Regions from separate parts of the Homo sapiens genome. Here region 1 is linked to region 2. The links are chromatin contacts, found by Hi-C or POLR2A ChIA-PET in ENCODE. All regions are on one chromosome and are shown on one strand. Each heading gives the region's core, a stretch centred on a gene start or an enhancer-like site at or near the end of the contact. The rest is flanking DNA. Distances are from core to core; before and after follow the strand shown.

Region 1 (5,462 bases), core at 2,819-5,318, 110 kb after region 2:
GACCAGCCTGGCCAACATGGTGAAACCCTGTCTCTACTAAAAATACAGAAAAATTAGCCAGGCATGGTGGCACGTGCCTGTAATCCAGCTACTCGTGAGGCAGAGGCAGGAGAATTGCTTGAACCCAGGAGGTGGAGGTTGCAGTGAGCTGAGATCATGCCACTGCACTCCAGCCTGGGTGACAGAGTGAGACTTCATCTAAAAAAATAAATAAAAATAAATAAAATAAAATAGAGATGGGGTCTTGCTATGTTGCCCAGGTTAGTCTAGAGCCGAAATGATCCTCCCACCGTGGCCTCCCAAAGTGATGAGATTACAGAGGTGAGCCACCACACCCAGCCTGTAAAAATAATTTTTTTCTTTTTTGACACGGAGTTTCACTCTTGTCACCCAGGCTGGAGTGCAATGGCATGTTCTCAGCTCACCACAACTCCCACCTCTTGGGTTCAAGCCATTCTCCTGCCTCAGCCTCCCAAGCAGGTGGGATTACAGCCGCCCACCACCATGCCGAAGTTAATTTTTGTATTTTTAGTAGCAGCTTATGGGCCAGGCTGGTCTCAAACTCCTGACCTCAGGTGATCTGCCTGCCTCAGCCTCTCAAAGTGCTGGGATTACTGGCGTGAGCCACCGCGCCTGGCCTAAAAATAATTTTTAAAATTTTTATATTAAAATTGCTGCTAGCAAAACCTTTTTTTTTGTATATTGACCTTATTTCCTGTGATCTTGCTAAATTCACTAATTAGTTCTAGTAGTTGTTATATAGATTACTTAGAATTTTCTAGTAAACAGTTACATCATCTATGACTGAAGACAGTTTCACTTCTTTATGATCTTTACACATTTTTTTTTCTTGCCTTACTGCACTGACTAGGGCCTCTAGCACAACATTGAGTAAGTGGTAACGGCAAATATCTTTGCTTATTGCCAATCTTAGGGGCAGGTGGTCAGTTATTTAATGTTGTGTGTGATGTTAGCTATAGGTTTGGGGTAGACGCTTTATATCAGATAGAGGAATTCCCTCCTGTTCCTTGTTTGCTGAGAGCTTTTTTTCATGAATAGGTGTTCAGTTTTTTCAAATGCTTTTCTGCATCAATTTACATGGTCATCAGGTTTTTTTCCATTATTCTCTCTTTCTCTTTCACTGTTTTTTTTTTCTTTTTTTCCTTTTTTTTTTTTTTTTTTTTTTTTTGCTGTTGACACAGCCCCAGGAGGTCCTGGGAACATGTGTCCCTGTTATTCTCTTAATATGCTGAATTATATGGATTGATTTTTTGAATGTTAAACCAATCTCTAATTCCTGGGCATCTCTCATTTCGTCCTGATGTATTATCCTTTTTCTATATTGCTGGATTTGATTGCCAATGTTTCATTAAAGGTTTTTATCTATTGGAATCTCTGTTGTATACCCAGTACATGGCCATGGCCAATGCCTGAGCTGGTGTCAGAGGAGCTCTAGAAGTCTAGGAAGGGGGCCATCCTAGTCAGGGAAAATAGCAGGTTCAAGCCAGGCGTGGTGGCTCACACCTGTAATCTCAGCACTTTGGGAGGCCAAGGCGGGCGGATCACCTGAGGTCAGGAGTTCGAGCCCAGCCTGGCCAACATAGTGAAACCCTGTCTCTACTAAAAATACAAAAATTAACCAGGCATGGTTGCGGGCGCCTGTAATCCCAGCTACTCGGGAGGCTGAGGCAGGAGAAACGCTTGAACCCAAGAGGTGGGGGTCGCAGTGAGCCGAGAACGCACCATTGCACTCCAGCCTGGGCAACAAGAGTGAAACACCGTGTCAAAAAAAAAAAAAAAGAAAAAACCAACAAAAATTAGCCAAGCATGGTGGCATATGTCTGTAATCCCAGCTACTCAGGAGGCTGAGGCAGGACAATCGCTTGAATCTGGGAGGTGGAGTATGCAGTGAGCCAAGATGGTGCCACTGCACTCCAGCCTGGGTGACAGAATGAGGCCTCCTCTTAAAATAATAGGCCAGGTGCGGTGACTCACGCCTGTAACCCCAGCACTCTGGGAGGCTGAGGTGGGCGGATCACGAGGTCAGGAGTTTGAGACCAGCCTGACCAACATGGTGAAACCCTGTCTCTACTAAAAATACAAAAATTAGCCCAGTGTGGTGGTGCATGCCTGTAATCCCAGCTACTCAGGAGGCTGAGGCAGGAGAATTGCTTGAACCCGGGAGGCAGAGGTTGCAGTGAGACGAGATCGTGCCACTGCACTCCAGCCTGGGTGACAGAGCAAGACTCCATCTCAAAATAAATAAATAAAAATTAAAAAAAACATATAATAAAAATAAAAAATTATTTATTTTTACTTTTTTTTTTCTTTTGTAGAGACAGGGTTTTGCCACGTTATCCAGGCTGGTCTTGAGCTACTAGACTCAAGTCATCCACTCTTCTCAGCCTCCCAAAGTGCTGGGATGACAGGAGTGGGCCACTGTGCTGGGTTTTCTTTACTTCTTTTTCTCAGATATCTCATGCCCTAGTATGGCTTCCCCTTCTCCTAGGCCTGGGAGCAATGGCTTTAATAGTAACCACTGTATTTGCATTTTGGAGGACTGCTCCTAAGAGCTGTTTTTATTTAAAGAGTCCCAGCAATCAAATACAGATTGGCTGGCTAGCTCCCACGTTTCCACACAATTCCCTCCTACTTAAGCTCTCTATGTTTACACACAGGACATCTAACTGCTTGTTCTGGTCAAGGTACAGCTTTCCGGAGCTCTGAGAGACGGAAGAGAAAGGGTTGGTACGTTCTGCAGGTGAATGGTGGTCTGCTGAGAGAGAGACAGACAGAGAGACATAGTCCAAGGTAACAGGAAAGCTTCTGGCACTGGTGCCTGTGCAGTCAGTGGTGTCACTGCCAGGACAGGAAATAGAGGTAGAGCAGGTTTGGGGGAGGGGAAGAATGATAAGTTCAATTTGGGACCTTTATTCATTAGCTCCTTGGGCATTACTAGGTGGCAGGTACTGTGTCAGGAACAACTGTGAACAAAAGAAATAAGGTCCCTGCTCTCCTGAAGCTTACATTCCTGTATGGGAAGGACAACTTAAATAAATCAACAAACTAACTGCAGAAGCCCTGGTTCTATAGTCGTGTGACAGACTGCGCTGCAAAGGCGGCCAGGAAAGTCTCCATCTGGGGGAGACCTGGAGATTAGAAGATGTCAGGTTGAGTATGACAATGACCCAGTGACATAGGCTGAGAGAAGCAGTTTGGATATCTAGGTCTGGGCTGGAGATGATCAGAAAAGAAGCAAAAAGCATACTGCAAAATATACGCAGCATATACTACTACTTATAGGGAGATCAAAAATCCACATAATGATAATGATTATTAATTATTTGAGACAGAGTCTCGCTTTGTCGTCCAGGCTGGAGTGCAGTGGCAAGATCTTGGCTCACTGCAGCCCCCGCCTCCCGGGCTCAAGCGATTATCCAGCCTCAGCCACCCAAGTAGCTGGGATGACAGGGGTGCGCCGCCTCGTCCGGCTAACTTTTGTATTTCTAGTAGAGACACGGTTTCGCCGTCTTGGACAGGTTGGTCTGTAACTCCTGGCTTCAGGCGATCCGCCCGCCCGCCTCGGCCTCCCAAAGTGTTGAGATTGCAGGCGTGAGCCACCGTGAGGGCCTCACTGATTATCTAAGGCTGTTTAGATTATAGATTTTTAGATTATGTTTTTGTTTCCCTAAACGGGGTGGTGAGTACAGAGGTGTGAGATGTAACACGTAATTTGTACACCTTTTGCACACGTAAATATCACAAAGTAAACTTTTAAAATAAGGCAAGGCCTAGGGCCTCGCGAGGCTTCTCTGAGGAGCGAGGACCAGTCAGTCACAGCCAGTTTCCACTGCCTCCACGCTCCGGCCTAGGCCAGCCCCTCTCCCCAGTCATTCGCTCGGGGCTGGCTCCGCCCCAGAACTGCGCAACCTCCCCGCCCACATCCGCGTCCTAACCAATGAGCGCTCGAAATTTGGGTCCACACCCCCGTCACGCCCCGCCCCAGACTCGCGCGCCCGTGACGTCACGGTCCGGCCCCCGCCACGTGACGGCCGCGCGCCGGGCTCTAGCTCCCCGCCGGGCTCGCGCCGCAGAGGCCGGTGAGGCGCCGGCGGCCACGCCGCGGAAGGCGCGGGCCGAGCAGAGCCGGGCGTTGGAGCCCGCGCGCGCATGGAGGCGTTGCCGGCAGCCCCCTGAGGGCAGCGGGGAGACAAGACCCGGCGACCTCGCGCATCCCTCGAGCCGCCACGCGCTCTCGCCACCGGGCGGCGACGGGCCGCGGAGCCGGCGCGGCCATGGCGACGGGCGGCCAGCAGAAGGAGAACACGCTGCTTCACCTCTTCGCCGGCGGGTGAGTTCCCGGGCCCAGCCGCGCGCGCCCCACCGCCTGCGGTCCCCTCGGCCTTCGCCCCGGGCGCGGCCCCAGCCTCCCGCGGCGGTTACCGGCCTTCCCCGGGCTACGGCGCCGGCGCTCGGGAGGAGGAAGTCCCGGCGTCGGGGACTGGTGGGCAGGGCCGAGGGAGGGGGTCGGGCCTTCCTCACCCCTACGTCCTGACCGCAGCCCCGAGGGCGGCTGTGCCCCGCCGCCCGTCCTCCCCGCGGCGTCCCCAGCTTTTCCCCATTCTGAAGAGTCAGTGGCCGGTGAGTGGTGCTCGGCGGCGGTCCAGCCTGGACGCTGTGGCGCGGCCCCCCCTCCCCCGCCCCCTTCTCCTGGGGCCTCTCCCGAAGCGCAGCGCCTCAGAGCCCGTGGTAGGATCGCTGATGCTCGGGTGTGCCCGAGGTTCCTCAGGGCAGCGCGGGAGGTCATCCGGACGGGCAAAAAGGTCTGCGGACGTTGGACGTCAGCAAGGCCTGGGTGGTGCTGGTGAACGGTGATGCTTGCGGCCACACGCGGGGTGGCTAAGCCAGGGACCCGAACTCATATGAGGTCTGGAAGGTGTGTTGAGACACTTCTCGCCGGCTGGTAGACGCTTCCAACGCCAGAGACCGCAGAATTGTAAGGTGTTCCTTGTTTTGAAAGCTGCATTAGGTCTATGGTCAGGCACCTTTTTTCCAGCGGAGACAATGCATTTTTAGGAGGTTGAGTTCTGCGGTTAGGAAGGGAGATGGTACCCCTCGCCACCTCCCCTTGTCACCTCCCGCCGAGAATAGAAGGTAAAATATTTTTGAGTATTAGTAATTTTCTTTTTTCCTTTATCACAGCCGGTGGCTTGGGGTCCTTTCGGAGTCTTACAGATATTTGGAGTATTAATTTGAGGACCTCATCGGCCTGGCACAGGAATTTTTGAGTGTAGGATATTTTGCATAAAATAGTTTATTCTGGGATGATCATCTTGGCTTGAGTAGTTGCAGCCTGGATTCCTACCTGGATATGTTCCTTACAACAAACAATGGTTGAGAAACTTATCTTGGAAGATGACTGATGAAAGCGTCCCTGAGCTTTTTTTGTACTTGTATTGTGG
Region 2 (5,243 bases), core at 826-3,325:
GTTTTTTTGTTTTTTGAGACAGAGTCTTGCTCTGTCAACCAGGCTGGAGTGCAACGGCGAGGTCTCGGCTCACTGCAACCTCTGCCTCCCAGGTTCAAGCGATTCTCCTGCCTTAGCCTCCCAAGTAGCTGGGATTACAGGCACGTGCCACCATGCCCGGCTATTTTTTTTGTATTTTTAATAGAGACAGGGTTTCGCCATGTTGATCAGGCTGGTCTTGAACTCCTGACCTCAGGTGATCCACCTGCTTCGGCCTCCCAAAGTGCTGGAATTACAGGCATGAACCACCGTGCCCAGTAGCCATGCAAAGTGCTTTGCTTATATTATTAACTCATTTAATCTTCATAGACAAACAGCTTTTAAAAAAAGCTGTTTTTAAAACAATTTGAGGAGCATCTGTGGATGAATGCTGAGGCCATGTGCCGGTCAGGGGGCAGTCTTCCCATTAGTGGTGGTGTTCTCTGCGTAAGGAGAAAACAGGGTTTTTAATTTTTCATTTTTCTGAAGGGAAGAATCATAAGGAAGTGGAAACAAAAGACTCCCCAAACCATAGCATGAGGTTTAACTCTCATGATACCTTAAGGAAGTAGGCATTATTATGCCCATTTCTATGAATCATGAAATAGATGTGCAGGAGGGTTCAGAAGTCACCCCAGCTCATACAGCGCCTAAGGAGCAGGGCCAAGGTTCAATTCAAACCGAATCCCAGCCTCATGCTAGATCTTAGTTCACACTTCATTCTTTCAATGAGCATTTATAATCTAAACTGTACCTAGCAAACAGGTGGGACTTCAATGTTTCTTGAATTAACCACCTAAATGTGCCATGATGTCAGAGACAGATGTCATCCTCACTGTAGCCCCCAGGTTCAGCACAGTATCCAGGAAAGAATGGGTGCTTGTAGTCCCAGCTACTCGGGAGGCTGAGGCAGGAGAATTGCTTGAACCCGGGAGGCAGAGGTTGCAGTGAGCCGAGATCTCGCCATTGCACTCCAGCCTGGTTGACAGAGCAAGACTCTGTCTCAAAAAAAAAAAAAAAAAAAAAAAGCATAGGTGCTTAATCAATGTCAGCCAATGAATACGTAAAGGAATTCTAAGTTTTAGAACAGTGATACTTTATTTTTCTTTGTTTGTTTGTTTGTTTTTGTTTCTTTTGAGCCGGAGTCTCACCGTCGGTCAGGCTGAAGTCCAGTGGTGCCAGCTCGACTCACTGCAACCTCCACCTCCCGGGTTCAAGCGATTCTCCTGCCTCAGCCTCCGGAGCAGCTGGGATTACAGGCGTGCACCACCACGCCTGGCTAATTTTTGTATTTTTAGTAGAGACGGGGTTTCACCATGTTGGCCAGGCTGGCCTCAAGTGATCCGCCCAACTCGGCCTCCCACAGTGCTGGGGTAACAGGTGTGAGCCACCACGCCTGGCCGATACTTCATTTTTCTGGAGGTCATTTACTTAGTAAGGCCAACTGGATCCTGGCTAAAAATGTGAAAGAAGACAGAAAGAGTCACGAGCAGTGAACAAAAGTCACGGGTCCTAGCACGTAAAAGCTCAAGTACTTGATTCAAAGCCGAAATTCTCAGGTCCTCAGTTGTAGCCTGGTTACCCTTACAAACACCAGTGCTAAAGAGCACGGTTACTAATCTTTCCAGGACACAAGATTTGAAAGCATCTGTTTCGAAGGGAGATGACCTGCTAGAGGAAGCTTGCGGGCAACAGCAAATTGGGAGTTCGACTAGCACTTTCAGACTGGGATGCAACGAAGAACTCGCCAGCAGAGGTAAGAGATGGGCAAGATGAAGAGAATGAACTCTGATTCTCGGATATCTGCCCGCAAGGTGGCTCCGAGAAAGCCAGCGGGAAACTGCAGCATCGCGGAGGACTTCTCTAGTTCAGGTTAAAGAGACAGCAGCCAGAGGGAGCCGACCTCAAACCCAACTCCCGACAGCAACCTTGAGGCCACCCGAGGTGGCGCATGCGCAGTGTGCGAGGTAGTGCTCTTCCTACCTGCCGACCTGCGGAGCCTTCTTACTGAGCAGGGCTTACGTCACGCAAGCGCCGCGGGTGTGTGACGTCATCTGAGAGCGCCACGCGCGGTCCCGAAAACCTGAGCACCCTCTGGCTAAGGCGTTGCTGTAGAGACGGTGCGCCAGCCCCGCCCCCGAGGCGGGATTGGAGGAAAACTGGACAGCTGACAAGGGTGACGTTTCGAAAGCGCGCGGGAGGCCGTGCTGGGACGCAGAGCCCGAAAACCTATTTGAGGGGCGTCTTGACCGAAGGTGCTAAATATCACATGTCCCCATTAAAGTAAAAATGCAAACTGCCCTAATCGGATTTCGTGTAAGGCAGGAGGGCTGGGAAGACTTAAATGTATCACTTCAGTAGTTTAGGGGTGGGAAGAAGAGTTTGGACCAGACTGGTGCCGGGATAACCTGACCTTTTTGAGCCTTAACTTCTTCTCGAAGGGATCGTTCCCATCAGCATATAAACATGTAATTTCCCCCTTCCTGAGAACCCTGTGGTGGCTCCAGCTCCCACCCCATCCCTTCGCTTTCTGAATACCGTAACTCCTTGGAAGAGTGTATATATTCTTTGTCCAGCTCTCTCCTCCCACTCTGTTGAACTCCCTCCAGCCAAACTCAGTCTCTCCCAAGTCCTCCTCTTACCTGCTCTATCAGCAATTTTTGATACAGTTTATCACCCTCTCCTCCGCAAAACTTTCTTCACTTGGCTTTTGGCAGTGCACACGCTTGTTTTTCTCCTCCATCCCTGCCCCACCTTCTCTGTTTCTTTTGCTAGCCTCTCCTCTTTTTCCTGACCTCTAAATGTATCAGTACCCCCAGCACTGGCTCCTTGGACTTCTCTTTCTTTTCGCTTAATCTCTTGATGATTTCATCGGGTTTCATGGCTTTAAAGACTATGTGCTGATGACTCCCCTCCTTATAGCTCCAGCCTGGAATTCATCCTCAAGAAAAATCCTTCTGGCTTCTCAGGCTGTAAACTTAGAGTTCTTCATCCCGTGTCAAATCTGTCAGCAGATCCTATTGGCTTTTCTTTTTTCCCCAGAATCCGGTATCCACTAACAGCATCTTAGACCAAGCCCCCATCTCTCACCTGGATTATTGTAATTGCCTAGCTGGTCCTTCCTCTGCTCCCACCCCGTCAGTCTGTGTTTACATAACAACCTCAGTAATTCTGTTAAAAGTCATATCATGTGCCTCCTCTGTGCAAAAACTACCAGGCCTCCTGTCTCAGAGTAAAAGCCAAACCTTTACCATGGCTAGAAGTGTTCCACACGGCCAGGCCTCTGTTCTAGACCTTTCCTTTCTTGTCTCCGTTCTCACTTAACACCAGCCACAGTGGCCATTCTGCCAGGCTTGCTTCTGCCTCTGGGATCCTGAACTTGCCTTTACCTCTGCCTGGAACTTGTCCTCAGTTATCCCCAGGGCTCTCTCCCTTACCTCCTCCAAGACTTGGCTCAAATGTTCCTCACTGAGAAAGGCTTTCACCAACCTCCTGGTTTTAAATTGCAAATCAGACTCCCCCAAGCCCGCATTCCCATTCCCTTCCTTTTGCTCCATTGCATTTAATGTATCACCTTCTAATAAACCGTTTAATTTAGTTCTTTATCTTATTTGATGTCCCTCTCCGCATGAAGACAGGAATTTGTTTCATCATTGCTCCATCCCCAATTCTGAGACAGAGTGCGTGGCACATGATAGGTGCTCAGTACAGGTCTGTGGAGAGAATGGGTGCATTGCAGAATCCAAGGGTTAAGGCATGGTTAGGAGCTAGAGCTTTAGAGGCTTGGGTTCCAGACTCCCTTTACCACTTAGCTGCTTTGTGGCTTTTTTTTTTTTTTTTTTTTGAGATGGAGTCTCACTCTGTGGCCTAGGCTGGAATGCAGTGGCCCCATGTGGGCTCACTGCAACCTCCGCCTCCCGGGTTCAAGAGATTCTCCTGCCTCAGCCTCCCAAGTAGCTGGGACTACAGGCGCCCACCACCACACCTGGCTAATTTTTGTATTTTTAGTAGAGACGGGGTTTTGCTATGTTGGCCAGGCTGGTCTTGAACCCCTGGTCTCAGGTGGTTCATCTGCTTTGGCCTCTCAAAGTGCTGGGATTCTTTGGGAAGCCGAGGCAAGTGGATCACCTGCGGTCAGGAGTTCGAGACCACCCTGGCTAATGTGGTGAAACCTCGTCTCTACTAAAAATACTAAAATTAATCGGGCGTGGTGGCGGGCACCTATATAGTACCAGCTATCCAGGAGGCTGAGGCAGGAGAGTTGCTTGAACCTGGGAGGCAGAGGTTGCAGATCACACCACTGCACTCCAGCCTGGGCAACAGAACGAGATTCCGTCTCAAAAAAAAAAAAAAAAAAAAAAAGGGCTGGGATTACAGGTGTGAGCCACCGCACCTGGCCATACTTTGTGGTCTTTAAGACATTTATTTAACCTTCCTGAGCCTCAGTTTCCTCATTTCTATTGTGGACAAAATAATACCTAAGGCTTTCGTTTGACAATATTGAACACCCCTAGATGACCAGCAAACATAGCATAGCTCCTGGAGATGCAATGGAGAACCTGAATGTCCCCTCGCTCCCCTGGAGTCTGTATGCTGAGAAAGGGGCTATAGACAGTAGTCATGCAGTCACCCAAATAAGACATTCTTCATAAATTGTGATAAGTGATGAAGGAAAAGCAGATCATGCTGAAGAGGCAGGCTGGGAAAGAACTTCCCTGAGAGGGCGACTTCACTGTCCAAGTCCGCTTAGGCTGCCATAACAAAATGCCACAGATGGAGGGATTTAAACAGCAGATGTTTGTTTTCTCATGGTTCTGGGGGGCAGAAATCCAGGCTGAAGGTGTCAGCAGGTTTGGTTTCTCCCTTAGCCTCTCTTCTTGACTTGCAGATAACCACTTTCTCTCTGTGTCCTCACATACATGATCTTCTCTCTGTGTGCCTGCACACGCTTGCTGCTGGTGTCTCTCCAGTGTCCTAATCTGTTTTTTGAAGACAGAGTCTCACTCTGTTGCCCAGGCTGGAGTGCAGTGGTGGGATCTCAGCTCACTGCAACCTCCACCTCCCAGGTTCAAACAATTCTTCTGCCTCAGCCTCCTGAGTAGCTGGGACTACAGGTGCACGCCACCATGCCTGGCTAATTTTTGTGTTTTTAGTAGAGATGGGGTTTCACCATGTTGATCAGGCTGGTCTCAAACTCCCAACCTTGTGATCCCCCTGCCTTGGCC

The links. Hi-C counts contacts between places; a loop is a spot of excess contacts on that map. ChIA-PET counts read pairs that join two places held with the same protein, here RNA polymerase II (POLR2A). Pooled maps may share reads with other maps.
Region 1: a map of CD8-positive, alpha-beta T cell shows a loop between it and region 2 (6-fold over the local background). The contact joins the promoter of SLC25A33 here to the promoter of LINC02606 in region 2. A Hi-C loop is called at or near these places in 5 of 168 maps with a recorded cell type or tissue (B cell, CD14-positive monocyte, CD8-positive, alpha-beta T cell and 1 more), 10 of 37 single-sample maps with no recorded cell type and 18 of 50 pooled maps. POLR2A ChIA-PET finds 5 or more read pairs at or near these places in 5 of 52 experiments (H1, HEK293T, HepG2 and 2 more).

The regions. Positions count from the first base shown.
Region 1 is chr1:9,535,397-9,540,858 of GRCh38, forward strand. SLC25A33 (solute carrier family 25 member 33) reads left to right here and starts at 4,069. Exons shown (of 7, transcript NM_032315.3): 1 at 4,069-4,351. The coding sequence starts at 4,296. RefSeq lists silencers at 3,825-4,344, 4,365-4,724 and enhancers at 3,834-4,128, 4,795-4,924.
Region 2 is chr1:9,426,921-9,432,163 of GRCh38, forward strand. It overlaps LINC02606 (long intergenic non-protein coding RNA 2606), which reads right to left and starts at 2,076. Exons shown (of 2, transcript NR_104622.2): 1 at 2,002-2,076; 2 at 1-461. RefSeq lists enhancers at 809-1,443, 1,942-2,171, 2,232-2,321.